2 separate regions of the Homo sapiens genome follow, and region 1 is linked to region 2. Evidence: chromatin loops called from intact Hi-C (ENCODE). Cell type or tissue: Caco-2. All regions are shown on one strand. Links, peaks and the distances in the headings refer to the core of each region. The heading gives the core; the rest is flanking DNA.

Region 1 (4,385 bases), core at 97-4,096, 170 kb after region 2:
GGGCACCTGTAATCCCAGATACTTGGGAGGCTGAGGCAGGAGAATCACTTGAACCCAGGAGGCGGAGGATGCAGTGAGCCAATATTGCATGACTGCACTCCAGACTGGGTGACAGAGCGAGACTCCCTCAAAAAAAAAAAAAAAAAAAAAAAGATATGTAGCACCTTCCCCACCTCTCTCTTCCTCCTGCTGGGGCCATGTAAAATATGCCTGCTTCTGCCACGATTGTAAGTTTCCTGAGGCCTCCCCAGAAGTTGAGCAGTTGCTTCCTGTACAGCCTGTGGAACTGTGAGCCAAATAAACCCCCTTTCTTTATAAATTACCCGGTCTTGGGTATTTCTTTACAGCAGTGCAAGAATGGACTCATACAGAACCCAAAACACATTCTGTGAGAATGCATTAAAAAAAATTACAACAAAGTTCAGTTGGAAATTTTGATTCAGTATGCACATATTTGCTTTACTTACAATTTAGTGCTGCTAATGGTGGGAATGTCCAGCAGAAGCAACAAGGCAATGGTTCTTAGAGCAGATGCCCCCTGTTGGAGTTACAGACTTGAAGCTGCGGTATTTGTGGAGCTGGGCCGTAGGCTCTGGGGTCTGCAGACACTGAGTTAAGTTGCTGGCTGGCTGTAAGCCCTGGGGGAAGCTACCTAACCTCTCTGAACCCCTGCTCTCCCATTTGTAAAATGACCATGATGAGAGTCCTCATAGGGTGCTTGTAAAGTGAGATGATGGAGTAAAGGGCCCAGCACCGTGCTCAGTTAACACAGCTGATGCCCTCACCCTGGAGGGCCGGCCTGTGTAGGAGGAGAAACAAGAGATGTGTAGGAACAGCCCTTTTGGAAGGCTTAGAAACAACTTCATGCTGAATAGAAGGAAACCAGAAAAGAAACAATTGCCCACACTTATTTATATTTTACCCTGTGAGTTGTTGTTGCAAGATGTGTGCAAGGATTCAAATGCCGCCAATTAGAAAAGCGGACCTTGTAGCTTGTGGCTTCATGGCTGCACACCAGGTAAGCGAGTTGCAGCTCGTATCTGCAGGGCCTCAGCCCCTGGGCTCAGCCCACTTGTTTTCATCCACGTCTGCTCCTCTGAAGTTCTCAAATGGGACTCGAGCTCCCATCGGGGGCATACCCTCTGCAGCTGCACCTTCTGGGACCCTGCAGGCCACACAAAGCTGCAAAGACCTCGGGCGTCGTTATCTAGGCTTCCTAGTCACCTGGGGATGGCATTGTCCTTGTGGAACACCAGGCCTCGTGTTTGTGGGTGTGCTCCAGGCTCTCGACAGCACTGGGTGTCAGCCTGTGCTGCACGGTGGGCACTTGGGACACCCACCCAGCCCTGTGGGATCAGAACCTCCAGCCAGAACCCAGCCCAGGACGGAGCAGTAAAGAACTCAGGCAGAGGCAGACAGCCGTGGGGTCTGCAGGCGTGGAGCTCACACCCCTGCTGAGCTGTGAAGGGGCCATGAGAGGAGGGCCTGGGCAGGATTCCAACGTCAGAGTGCAGCCATTGCTCTAATGCTGTTCCCTGCACAGGGCTGAAGCAAGCAGCAGCCAGGCGGGGTTCACAGGTCCGAACCTGCGGTGTTTGGACTCTGTTCACTCACCCGGCCTTCCTTGCTGCGGTGGTTCGGCAGCTTCCGGAAGATTCCAGCAGAGACTCCTGCAAGCCTCAGGTTGACACATGAATGACCAATGAACCTGTCAGGCTTTATTGAGCATGGACCAAGTCCCAGGCCCCGCACAGTCCGGGGATAAAGAGGGGGGCTGGTGTGGAGACAAAGGGGCACTGAAGTCATGGGCGATGGCGTGGGAGGGGGCGGGCGATGCTGGCAACAGGGGAGGACAGCAGCTTCCAGAGGCTGGGCGGGACCTCTGTGTATACCCTTTGCACATTCCGGGTGACCCTTTCTAAGGCTCGTACAGGGACACCAGTCCCCCAGAACTCAGTGTTTCTGGCCGGTTCTAGGCCTGTGGGGTGAGGGCTGGCCAGTGTTCCTGGAAGGCAGTTTGCAGGGGAGCAAAGCTCAGCCATGTGTTCCTAGTGGGTAGGGCTGCGATCACCCTTACCCGAACTGTACACTGGAGGACTGGGCTGGGGCTCATTTTGCTGAGGCCAGGAATTCTGGGGGCCATGCTGCCCACCCTACCTCTGGCATCAAGATCCACTGAGACTGATGAGGAGCAGTGTTTAACCATTCTTTGCACTAAAAATATCGTGGGAAAGTAACTGATCTATCAGTTTTGGAAAATGCAGCCATCGTTTAGCAGATTTCATCTGAAGGCAAGAGGTAGGAAGTTGCCCTTAATTTGAATTGTTCGGTCGAGGGGATCCCGCTTGCACTGCAGTTACCTGCGCCTCACACGCCAGCCCTGCTTTGGGGCTGGGGGCTCCTGCGAGAGGCCAGACACGGGCTCGCCTCCTTCCCACTTCTTCAGTAATGAAAGCCTCCCTTGCGTTGGGGTGGCTGGAGTGGGACCAGCACGCCCTCCAGTGGCGGCCCTCACAGCCGCCTTGCCTGTGCCCTGCCTGAGGAAGGGCGGGCTCTCTGTGACCCGGTGGCCACAGCCTGGGAGACTGAGTGTCCGCATATCAGGACAGGCCTAAGTGCTCAGCCCCAGCTGTAGGCCCGTGCTTCTGTGCCAGTGGAACCTCTCCTGCACCAGGCATTTACAAACCCTTAAGCCTCAGAACATGTCCCGTCATGGCCACATTTTCCAGATGAGGAGACTCTGGCCTAAGACAGCACCATCAGTGACGCCAGGGGAGAGGGCTGCCCCCCAGGCCCTGGGCACAGGGGGTGGGACTTAGGTCCTTCAGGCCCAGCATGGGCCACACATCACCTGCTCGGGCCCATGTGTTGTAGAGTGCCAGGAGGCCTGGTGGGCTCAGCAGCCCACTCAAGGGTGTCTGGGGGCTCCAGGACTCATAGGCTGCTCCCATGCCCCTTAGCCCAGGGAAGACCCCTGAATCATAACCATTCCACTCAGCTAGAGACCTTGGAGCTGAGTGCTAAGCATTAAGCAGGTAGTTAGCACAAAGAATCCCTGCTGATATTGTTTGGATGTTTGGTTGTTTGTCCCCTCCAACCCCAGGTGGAAATGCAATCCCTAGTGCTGGAGATGGGGCCTGGCAGGCGGTGTTTGGGTCGTGGGGCGGATCCCTCAGGAATGGCTTGGTGCGTTCCTGGCGGTAATGAGTGAGCTCTTGCTCTGTTAGTTCATATGAGATCTGATCGTTTGAAAAAGTCCGCCACGGCCCCTACCCCTCCTGCTCCACTTTTGCCTCCCGAGGCCTCACCAGATGCAAATGCTGGTGCCATGCTTCCTGTACAACCTGCAGAACCATGAGTCAAATAAACCTTTTTTCTTGATAAATTATCCAGCCTCAGGTATTCCTTTGTAGCAACGCAAAACAGACTACTACTCCTACCCTGGGAAGAAGCGTCTCTGTAGCCATGGCCGAGTTTGGGGTGCTGGAGATCTGGCTGAGGGGATGAGGCGCTCTCCTGAGGTCCTCAGTGGGGAGGTGGGTTTGAGATCTGGGGCCTAGGAAGGGAAGGAAGGGCCTGCACTGCCAATGGCTCTTGTCCTCCACTCCACCAGGGCTTTGTCCTGGAGTCTGGCCAGCCATGAGATGAAGCAAGTTAGCAATAGGCAGGACATTCCACATCCCCCACGGACCCTCCAGGGAGGGCATAGCCACTCTGCCCCCAGCCTGCAGGCCCCCTTCTCTCAGCCACTGCCTGTAGGCCCTCCCTCCTCAACTTACACTGAATCATGTGGGGCACACTGTTTGGCGTCAAGGGGTGTGCCAAGCTCGCCATCATGGGGTGCTGGGTGCCGCCGAGTTTCCATTTAGTCTATTCCCAATGCCTGGAGAACCCTCCTGGCCCTGGCCGCCATTGGTCATCCAGGCTGAGTGCAGACCTGGACCCACATCCAGCATGTGCGGTAAACCCTATGCCCAGCAGACAGAGGCCACAAGTGATTTCCAGGGCAAAGGTCATCCCTGGACTTGCATTCAGGCCCCAGGGCAGGGCTCTGGGCATGAGAGTTGGCAGATGTGGTTGGCTCCATGTCCCAGGCATCTCTGGCTAATGGAAGTCAGAGGCTTGAGGAGAGGGAAGTGTGTGAGGGGCATGGGGGAAGATGAGAGGGAGGGAGGGTGGGAAGCACCACCTGACCAGGGAAAGGAGGAGGCAGTGAGAAAGTGACCGCCGTGCCCAGGGCCTGGGGGGCAGCCCTCTCCCCTGGCACCCAAACCCCCAAGGGAGTCAAGCTGTGGACCTCGAACCATGGAATAAAGCTGCAAGAAGAGTCCAGAGACCAATCGGTCCCACAGCGACTGAAAGTGAAAAATGAGGGGAAGGAAAAC
Region 2 (4,385 bases), core at 308-4,307:
GAACTCACATTTCCACATGGCTGAAGAGGCCTCACAATCATGGCAGAAGGTGAAAGTCACGTCTTACGTGGTGGCAGGCAAGAGAGAGAAATAAGAGTCAAGTGAAAGGGGAAACCCCTTATAAAATCATCAGATGTTGTGAGACTTACTCACTACCACGAGAACAGTATGGGGGAAACCACCCCATGATTCAATTATCTGCCACCAGGAGTTGTGGGCCGGGTGTGGTGGCTCACACCTGTAATACCAGCACTTTGGGAGGCCGAAGCGGGTGGATCACTTGAGGCCAGCCTGGCCACACAGTGAAACCCCGTCTCTACTAAAAATAGAAAAAAACAGCTGGGCATGGTGGCACACACTTGCAATCCCAGCTTACTCGGGAGGGTGAGGCATAAGAATCACTTGAACCCAGGAGGTTGCAGTGAACTGAGATCGTGCCACTGCACTCCAGCCTGGGCGATAGAGTGAGATTCCCTCTCAAAAAATAAAAAAATAAAAATAAGGGGTTGTGGAGACCAAGATTTTATCAAGCAGATAAAGCCTTCAGGTAGCAGGCTTCAGAGAGAATAGACTGCAAATGTTTCTTATCAGACTTAAAGAGTCTGCTCTAGCAGTCTTAAGGTCTCTGTGTTGATGTTAATGCTGGTAAGCTGTGCCTGAATTCCAAAAGGGCAGACGGTATAATGAGATATGTCTGACACCGTGGCGGGTGCCTGTAATCCCAGCTACTCAGGAGGCTGAGGCACGAGAATCGCTTGAACCCGGGAGGTGGAGGTTGCAGAGAGCCGAGATCGCACCATTGCACTCCAGCCTGGGGGACAAGAGCAAGACTTCATCTCAAAAAAAAAAAAAAAGAAAGAAAGAAAAAAGAAATACAAGTTGAATGAGTGACGGTTAAAAGATGAGGAACGAGGCGCATGTGGGCCCTTCCCTCTGCAATTTCAGAGGTGAATTTATGCAGGCAGCCACTTAGCTGCTTCTTGGGAAACCAAATGATTGACTTAGGGAAAGGAGAAATGGCACCGGGCCGCAGTGGGGAAGTGGGCCTCCCTCCCACAGGCTTCCTCGCTTTCTCCCACACGGCCTCGGCCTCCAGCTGAGCCAAAACCAAACAAAAACCCAAGGACCTTCTTAACAAGGAGAGAAGCAGACGGCCTCTCAGCTTGGATTTTGTTTCTCTCAGTTCTGCTCTCACATTTGATTTTTATTGAGATATAATTTGCATACTATAAAAACCACCCCCTAAGGTAAACAACTCAGTGGTTTAGAGTCTGTTCTCAGAGTTGTGCATCTGCCACCACCGTAACCACTTTAGAACACTTTATTACCCCAAGGAGATGTGCCACCCCTCTGCTGTAACCCCAGCGCCCTCCCCACCGCCCCCAGCCTGAGGCAGCCCCCTCTCTGCCTTCTGTTTTATGTGTTTGCCTATCAGAGACAGTTCCCCTAAATAGAATCACGTACCATGTGGCCTTTCGTGTCTGGCTTTTTTCTGCTGCCACATTTTATCCACTCCTGATTCAGAACACAAAAACCTAAAATGTGCAAGGGATGGATTTGGGTTTGATAGGCAGAAATTGAAAACTGATCATGGGCCGGGCATGGTGGCTCACGCCTGTAATCCCAGCACTTTAGGAGGCCGAGGCGGGTGGATCATGAGGTCGGGAGTTCAAGACCAGCCTGGCCAAGATGGTGAAACCTCGTCTCTACTAAAAAATACAAAAATTAGCTGGGCACGGTGGCGGGCGCCTGTAATCCCAGCTACTCGGGAGGCTGAGGCAGGAGAATTGCTTGAACCTGGGAGGTGGAGTTTGCAATGAGCCGAGATCGTGCCACTGCGCTCTAGCCTGGGTGACAGAGCAAGACTCTGCCTCAAAAAAAAAACCAAAAAAACTGATCATGAACTTTCCAGGGGGCCTAAAGTTGGAGGTGGAAACAGGGCTGCATGTGTCCAGGGCCCCCACAGAGGCTCTGTTTTACTCTATAGATTTGTGTTCTGGTTGCTTGTCCCTCCCTATCCCCTCCTTACCCCTTCTGGGGGCAGAAGGAACCAGAGCTTGCAACCCAGGAGATCACCTGAGGTACCCCCAAGTCCCCTTTTTGGAGGCTGGCAGAACTCTCGGAAATTCATTCTAGACCTAGCCTGGCCCCTGAAGCTAAGCTGCCCTAGCCAAGTGCAGGGTAGTCCTGGGAGTTCCTGCTTGGATCCAGCTCAGAACAGAGCCCTAGAAACAGGCCTGAGTGAGCTCAGAGACCAGCCCCACCAGGCCCCGGTCCAACCCAGCCTTATGCCTGGCAGCACTGATTGATCACCGACCTGTGGCTCTGGGTTGCTCTGTCCGCATGTCCCCACGTTTAGACCGAGACCACTATTGCTAATGTGGTATCCACTAAAAACCTGTCATCTAAGAGAAATTTCTCTCCCAATAGTCCACAGCTGATGGGGCCTGGTTGCGTTACTTGAACATCAGTGCACTTTTCCATTTTTCTTTAAACACACTTGCTAGGCTTCTGGCAAGGGCTATTGTAAACACTTCCCATCATTCCTACGTATTTTTAGCCTCAAGTTCTGCAGTGCCAGGAGAGATCCAAGGTCTTTGCTCTGTCATTTGTAAAGAACCTGCCTTGCAGCAGGACAGAGCTGATTGCTCTGGTGTTTATGGTTGAACATTGTCAAACCTGCAGAACTGGCTGTCCCTGATCTAGGAGGTGCCCCATCAATGACATGAGAAACACAAAACAAAGCCAGGACTAGGCTGAGAAGAGATAATCACAAGGTCAATGTCCAGAACTCCCTAGTTACTGAGTGTACATGAAGGAAGAAGGTGGGGCAAAGGGAAAAAACAAAGTCAGGAAGGGGTAGGCCTAGGCTTAGCAGAATTCTACCCCCCAACACACCCCACCCCCAGCCCTGCCCCGCATTCCCCTTCCATACCCAAGGTGTTTCTCAGGAGCTTACTGATGGTGAACGTCTGGAAGGCCGGCCTGGCTCGTCCCTCACTGGCTGTGCTGCCTTAAACAACTTGCTCATTCTCAAGGGACTCTGGGATTCCTCTGCCCCTGGGTGGCTTCCTTTGTCACACGTGCCAGGAGCATGCTAAGAACGTAATTAATAAGGCTACTGTGAAAGGAAAATAAATCTTGAGGCCCCTAAATCACTAAGCTAAATGGGAAAGTCAAGCTAGGAACTGCTTAGGGCAAACCTGCCTTCCATTCTATTCAAAGTCATCCCTCTGCTCACTGAGATAAAGGCATATCTGATTGCCTTCTTTGGAAAGGCTAATCAGAAACTCAAAAGAATGCAACCATTTGTCTCTCATCTACCTATGACCTGGAAGTGCTCCCACAACTTTGAGTTGTCCCGCCTTTGCTTCGAGTTGTCCCGCTTTTCCAGACCGAACCAACGTTCATCTTACATATGTTAATTGATGTCTCCCGTCTCCCTAAAATGTATAAAACCAAGCTGTGCTCTGACCACCTTGGGCACATAGCAGGACCTCGTGAGGCTGTGTCACTGGCATGCATCCTTAACTTTGGCAAAATAAACTTCCTAAATTGGCTGAGACCTGTCTCAGATACATTCAGGGTTCACAGTACCATGGTGGGTAGCTGTTTCCCTCACTGGACCAATAACTCCTAGAGAACAAGCACCAAAGAGCTTTGATCTTTGTGCCGTACGTGCATACCCCCAATAGGTACATAATCCAGCTCAGGAAATTTCATAAATGCTGGTTAAATCGAATACAATTTAGGTAAGGAGAGAGAGTGAACACAGATACTAATTTTTGGAGTTCAGTTATCACTTTTTTTTGGAAAAACATTTTGTTGTTCAGAGACACTTGGCAATGGAATAACTCTTAACAAAAGAGCAGTATTTATGAGTTAAGTGTAGATAATCCAACCCATATGGATGAAATTTCCCTTTAAGTGCTTGACTATGCTTTTAGAAATTGAGCAGAGATGAGGGGGGAAGGAAGGAAGAGAGCGTTTGGCAGAAGGAATTTTAGAGTTTGCTGAACCAGAATGTAGCGGGAAAAAAATCTCAGTTGAAGGCCTGGCTGGATTTTGTCATTGCTAATGAGAAGCAGGTACTGAAAATATGCTACAGCTCCTTGCAAATCTTACCAGGAATTGTTGCCTGCTGACCTCTCTGCTCTTCTATGCCTGCTGACCCCAGATGCTAGCATAGGATAAAGCTGCCCAGTTTAAATGTACATTCAACCCTGTTATTTGTCCTCAATGGATTTGAAAAAAGGTGTTAGAATTCAGGCTGCAAAGGTCCATCTAGGAGGCCTATGGAATGTCACATGTCCCCCAACCTATGTGCACCTATTTGGCAAGCTCTCTCTGCTGCCCAGGCATGCTGTTGTGGGTCTTTCCAAAAG

Evidence for each region. Peaks named below come from ENCODE experiments on the same cell type or tissue, not always from the same donor. Only the 100,000 strongest peaks of a DNase experiment are listed, where the experiment ranks them.
Region 1: a loop joins it to region 2, with 13 times the contacts of the local background. A loop is called at or near these places in 1 of 110 quality-filtered maps.

Annotation. Positions count from the first base shown.
Region 1 is chr2:109,514,683-109,519,067 of GRCh38, reverse strand. It overlaps a transcript of RANBP2 not described here. Among named protein-coding and RNA genes, the nearest start is that of SEPTIN10, 97 kb to the left of the region's middle. RefSeq lists enhancers at 992-1,531, 2,548-2,787. In Caco-2, for the core only: a CTCF peak has its summit at 2,516 (motif pointing left); a DNase peak (open chromatin) is centred at 2,507.
Region 2 is chr2:109,689,290-109,693,674 of GRCh38, reverse strand. It overlaps a transcript of RANBP2 not described here. Among named protein-coding and RNA genes, the nearest start is that of SOWAHC, 77 kb to the right of the region's middle. In Caco-2, for the core only: no CTCF peak of the experiment used is centred there; DNase peaks (open chromatin) are centred at 2,291 and 2,684.